Regions from separate parts of the Homo sapiens genome. Here region 1 is linked to region 2. A link is a loop called in an ENCODE intact Hi-C map of the cell type or tissue named here. Cell type or tissue: heart left ventricle. All regions are shown on one strand. Links, peaks and the distances in the headings refer to the core of each region. The heading gives the core; the rest is flanking DNA.

Region 1 (2,898 bases), core at 83-2,582, 190 kb before region 2:
AAGGAAAATGCAAAAAGCGAGGCGACGGCTTAAAGATGGAGAACGACCCCCAGGAGGTGAGTGCCAGGTACACAGTGGGTAGCAGTGGCTCAGGGCCCCGGGGTGCGTGAGCCGGTGCCCAGCGCTTCACACGCTTTTGACCCCAACCACCCCAGTTATGCTGTGGCCACGGGGGCCGCTGGCCTTCCCAACTGCTCTGAAAACCCCACACTGCCATGGCTGTATCTGGGGGTGGCCGGCTCACCTGCACTCGACAGACATCACGTTGGACTGACCCCTATTTGCATTTGAGTGACCTGAGAGGTATTTAAGTGAACTCGCCAAACTTTTATCCCAGTCTCGGTGGGCTCGGCCCTTCAAAGCACAGGACACATCTCGCAGCGCCATGGGCGTGAGTTTCGCTCACCGGAGCCACCTGGGGCCAACCCAACCTGAGCCCGACACACCCAGGGCCTCGCACTCTCCGTGCGGTGCCTCCCACTCCCTTTAGAGCATGGGGTGGAGTGACTCTGCCCACAGCACTGCAGCTAACCCTGTTTGTGGGCACTGGAACCTTCCGGAACGCACATCTAGCTGAGGGCAGCTGGTAGTCCAGCACCCACTTCTATTTTCGAGTGGTGGTTTGGTTATCCGTGAGGCCTGGGGCGGACACTGCTGTGATCAGTGGGAGGTCCTGGGTAGGAGGCTTGTTCAGGGAGCCATCAGCGAGGCTGGTGTTGACCGTCAGACCCTTTGGGGCAAACCTATGTTTAGCTATCCCATCTCTTCAGCATATCGTTTCCAAATGGAAATGGCTGTTATCTTTTCAGATTAGAAGACTATCCAGCCTTTTCTAAAACTGTGGGCCACACGGGTGGGGCCCAGCCTGGGCCAGTCTCACACCTGTTCCCTCCTGTCCCCAGGCGGAGTCTGAAATGGCCCTGGATGCTGAGTTCCTGGACGTGTACAAGAACTGCAACGGGGTGGTCATGATGTTCGACATTACCAAGCAGTGGTAAGAGGGAGCTGGCGGGGGCAGCTGCCTGTGACTCTCACCCCCCTAGCCCCTTGGGCGCCCTCTTTGTGCAGCAGATAATGGTTAGAGCAGCATCGTTCTGCAGGACCGAGGGACTCTTGCTGGGCAGCTGTGGCAGCTCAGCCACAAGGGGCACTGGCCTGGATGTCGGGCTGGGCAACGACTATGCCTGTGCCTATGGGGCGGGATGGCGTGGGCCGGCTGCAAAAGGCATCTGGGGCAAGGCACGCACCTTCCATAGCCCCACTGTTCTTCCTGAAAACCCATCTGAGACTTGGCGGAAGCAAGTGGCTGCTTGTGCTGGGGGCTCCCCGCGACCTCCGTCTTCATGACCTAGGAGGACCCACAGCCAAGATTCATTCTAGCAAGAAGATGACAGCGAAATCAGCTAAGGGCAGTGGCACACAGGACGATCTCTGGGGGACCAGGCGCAAGCCCCCAGAGTCCACTGTGGAGTCGCATGGGATCCACTCAGCTCCTCAGGAGTGCAGTGTCCCCCAGGACGCACCGGAGCCCCAGCGGGGGGGTGCTGCGGACGCACACTTGGCACAAGGCTCCTAGAAGAACGAGGGCCGCGTGAAGACCAGTGTCCTGGTGCAGGGCCCCTCCTAGCCACAGCCAGTGCCCGGAGCACCAGGAGCAGCATGCCCGACACGTCCAGGCATCTGCTCTTCCCAGCAGTGGGTCTGGCCTGGGGGCCTAGTCAGCAGCTTCTCTTACTTGGGAAGACCCCCACACCAGGGTTAAGCGTACCGCCTGTCACGGGGCCGCACACTCAGCACGCATCAGCAGCCCAGGCCTGAGGGCGGCTTGAAGCACCTGACCAGCCATGCTCTGGGCCTCTGCCAACCTTTGCCAATGCTGGGAACCATGCCTGCCCTCCCAGCCTTCAGCACCACCACCAAGGACTGACCGCAGGCACCCTCAGGAGAGCCCTCGGTGGGGGTGTGGCACACGGATGGCAGGAGAACCACACACGGGGCTGGCGGCCCCACCCCAGGGCACGAGTTCAGCTCGGGCGCACACGCTGGCCTCACCTGGGCGAGCAGTGGTGCTCCTCTCCCTCCGGCCTCTCCTGTCTAGGCAGCAGGCCAGCCTGGTGGGTGGGAAGTGGCTTTTCCCAAGCGAAGTTGAGTGTGGACACAGTGTGGCCTCCACGGCACCTCCCACTGCTGCCACAGGAACGGCCTGGAGGGAGCTGCAGCCGCCTGGGCTGCCGTGCGAGGAGTGGGCGGGAGTGACAGCGAGACTTGAGCCAGCCTGAGAAGACGCGGCAAAGGCGCTTACCTGTGGGCCCGGAGACCCTGTTGGCAGCACCAGCCTGGGCAGGCGATGCCTATGGTAGCAATGCTCTGTCTGGAGCCCCTGGTGCCCAGCAGGAAGGATGGAAAACACTGGCTCAGACAGCGGCTTCAAGCACCACGCAGGCCCTTCACAGCCACGAGAGGCAGGAGACACCAGAAGGCCACCTGCTTAGGAGGCCAGAGGTGCCCCTGGGCCGGCCTTGGTGAGGGGCCCGTTTAAATGACTGCGTGTAAATGAAAGAAAATGAAGTTAGAAACAGGATGTTGCATTTTTTACTCCCTTATGTTGGCTTTCAGTCGTGGGGAAGTTTTGTCACTTGAAGCGCTGGTTATTTCTTCACAAGCCATTTGGAAAACCACGCAGCTGGGAAACTGGCAGTTCCACGCCAGGCAGACTCTGGAGACTTGCCGTCCGTGCCAGGAGATGTCTGCTTAAGACAAGGCTCTCCAAACAGCCCGCTTCACCGGCAGCCGCAGAGGCACCCCAGGGTGTCCTCGGCTGCCCCGGTGGGCAGGGAGCCTGGAGGACCAGCCACAGGGTCGACACCAAGGGGCACAGAGGACAGTGCGGAATGAGGG
Region 2 (2,876 bases), core at 1-2,500:
AGCCGTGAGTAGAACCAGAGGTGTTCCTCCACCGTGAGCCGGTCAAAGAGCACATTGTGCTGCGGGCACATGCCCAGGTTCTTGCGGATCTCATCCATCTCCGTGCGGATGTCGTGCCCGTAGATGGTGGCGGAACCCGACGTTGGAGGGAACAGGCCGGTCAGGATGGACCTGGGTAGGTGGGCGGGGTCATGACCCCACGCCCTCTGCAGGGGCCCCACCCTGCCCTGACTAGGACTCCTGCTCTGGTCAGCAGATGCCCACCGCCCTGCCCCTCCGACACTCACATGGTGGTGGTCTTGCCCGCCCCGTTGTGGCCCAAGAAGGAGACCACCTGGTTCTCGTAGAGGTTCAGGCTCAGCTTGTTCAGGGCCAGCTTCTTGTCGTCCTTGTAGACCTTGGTGAGTTTGTCCACGCAGACAACCAGAGGCAGGTGGGTGGGCTCCTCCTCCATGCCACGGGTCTCCTCTGCACCAGGGCTGTGGATCAGCAGGGTGGGGGCGGCGCCAAGGCCACCCAGGACTCTGAACCCAGCGCCCACCCCAGCCACCATTCTGATGCCAGCCTCACCAAAGCGCCGGCTCTCCATGGCACAGGCCTGGTCCTCCTCCATGACACTGAGGCGGGGGGTGCGTGCCCACGGCCAGCTCCACTCCCAGGCTTCTGTCCGCCCACTGCCCAGCCAGTAGGACTTCTGCAGTGGGAAGTACCAGGGCCGGGGCAGCCCGTACATGCCTGGGGGTCGGGGAGGGGAGGGGAGGCTGACCTAGGGCCTGGGGTGACCATCCACCACGTGGGCCACGTGCCCACCCAGGGAGCCACCCGTGCTGCATCCAGGAGTGGACACAGACTGCTGGTCCCCAACCCTGGCTGGGGACCCCTGCCTCTCCCCTGCCCTCCAAGGGCTGGCCAGTACCTGGGTGCACAGCCTCAATGTACCACGTGAGGATGCCATAGACCACGGCGTCCACCATCAGCATGGTGACAGCCAGGAGCAAGTTGAAGTCGTCCCCCTCCACCGGGGACTGGCTGAAGGTGTGCCACTGGATGCCCACGCCGGCCACCTCATACAGCGCGAAGTACTTAGAGCCCAGACCAAAGGCCGTCGTGGACATGAGGGACTGAGAAGGCAGTGGTGTCAGCACGTGGGGTGGCCCGGCACCCCAGCCGCCCGCCTGCCCGCGACCCTCACCGCGATGCACTTCTCGAAGGCCGTGATCTTATCATGCGCCACCTCCTCTCGGATCGCCACGTACATGTAGGGCACGTAGCTCAGGAAGTAGATGATGCCACCGCAGGCCGAGGCCAGCTTGGCCTTGGAGTACAGCACAGACACCAGGAAGCTGGGTGGGCAGGGGCCACGCGCACCGTCATCCACCCGCACGCCCGGCCTCCTGGGCAGGCCCGTGCCAGGGTCCAGGGGGCTCTGAGAGGATGTGGGGTGAGCTTGCTGGGCAAGTGCCTGCCCCAGGTCCCTCCTACCATGGCCCGCGCTCACCAGAACATGATGGTGGCCACCGCGTAGACTGCCAGGAAGAGCCAGATGATGACCACGTGGCTGTGCATAAGCACCTGGCCGTACTTCAGGATGGCGGTGAGTGCTGTCACGGAGATGGACAGCTGCACAAAGCCGGTGATGAACCAGGCCACCCAGTGCACCGCGTTGTTCAGGCCCATGGTCTTCATCACCTGCGGGTGGGCCAGGGGCTTGGGGCAGGCCCCGGGGAGGACGCCGCCCCTCCCTGCCAGCCCGCGCCTCCAGGGAGAGTCCCGGCCCGCGCACCTCCTTGAGCCGGTGCTCCTTCTCCGCCACGATGTGCTGGATGGTCATGGCCACGGAGTAGACCCAGGAGATCACCATGCACAGCGGCATCATGTGCTCAATGACAAACAGGAAGCTGCGGGGAGGCCGCGCTCAGGCGCCACTCAGCCCCAGCCCCAGCCCCAGCCCCGGGCGCCCAGCACTCACTCATCGCGTGTGTAGCAGGGGTAGGGGAACATCTGCACGTAGCTGCCTGGCTCCACCACATCGTGCCCCACAAAAGTGTCGATGATGGCGCGCTCCATCATGTCTGTGGGTGGGGGCAGCCATCAGGTGCCGGGCAGGCCCTCTCGTCCTCACACCTGTCCTCCCCCATGAATCCTCCAGCCGGTCTTCCGGGCCTGCTCCTCACCCTGGATCCAGACGAAGCCGTAGAGGAAGTAGAAGCGGCCGCCAGTATTGGGCCCAGGCCGCCAGTAGGCGCGGCGGATCTCGTTGGTTTTCTCGGTGAAGCTGGAGTTCTGGCGGATCTTGTAGTGCACGTGAGGCGGGAGCGAGCCGTCCTTCCGGGTCTGGAAGATCACACCTGGGGCCGGGAGGTTGGGGCGGGGCCAAGATGCAGGGGCGGGACCAAGGCGTGGTGGGGGGGAAAGCAAGGCACGGGGGCGGGGCCAAGGTGTGGGGGCGGGGACAGGAGGGTCCAGGGAAAGGTGGGACAGGGCTGGGGTGGGGGCCCCAGGGGAAAGGTGGGCAGAAGTGGGGAGGTGCAGGGAGGGGGCGGGTTGTGGGTTGGGGCCGTTTGGAAGGGGCAGGGGTGGGGAGGGGAAGTGGCGGGTGAGGGGGGAAGGCCAGGGCGCGGCCAAGGAGTGGGAGGGCACAGGGGGACGGGTGGGGCTGGGCTGGGGAGGAAGAGGTCTGTGGGGGGCTGGGGCGGGGCGGGGAGGGCAGCTCACTGGCAAAAACAGTGACGTTGTCCTGGTAGGCCTGGTTGAGGGTGTAGTTGACAATGCTCTCCTCGTCGGGGAAGCCCTTGAAGATGTCCACGCTCACCTAGCGGGAGGGGCATCGCTGGAGCCCGCCGTGGGCATGTGCGAGGCAGGGGGTGTCGTGGGTT

Evidence for each region. Peaks named below come from ENCODE experiments on the same cell type or tissue, not always from the same donor. Only the 100,000 strongest peaks of a DNase experiment are listed, where the experiment ranks them.
Region 1: a loop joins it to region 2, with 2.0 times the contacts of the local background. A loop is called at or near these places in 1 of 110 quality-filtered maps.

The regions. Positions count from the first base shown.
Region 1 is chr9:136,828,491-136,831,388 of GRCh38, forward strand. RABL6 (RAB, member RAS oncogene family like 6) reads left to right here. Exons shown (of 15, transcript NM_024718.5): 4 at 4-56; 5 at 903-994. MIR4292 (microRNA 4292) reads left to right here and starts at 2,467; the gene lies at 2,467-2,533. In heart left ventricle, for the core only: no CTCF peak of the experiment used is centred there; DNase peaks (open chromatin) are centred at 1,621 and 1,941.
Region 2 is chr9:137,016,004-137,018,879 of GRCh38, forward strand. It overlaps ABCA2 (ATP binding cassette subfamily A member 2), which reads right to left. Exons shown (of 49, transcript NM_001606.5): 13 at 2,716-2,812; 14 at 2,175-2,348; 15 at 1,970-2,072; 16 at 1,784-1,898; 17 at 1,499-1,689; 18 at 1,193-1,343; 19 at 917-1,121; 20 at 571-735; 21 at 288-468; 22 at 1-171. Among named protein-coding and RNA genes, the nearest start is that of LINC02908, 10 kb to the right of the region's middle. In heart left ventricle, for the core only: no CTCF peak of the experiment used is centred there; no DNase peak of the experiment used is centred there.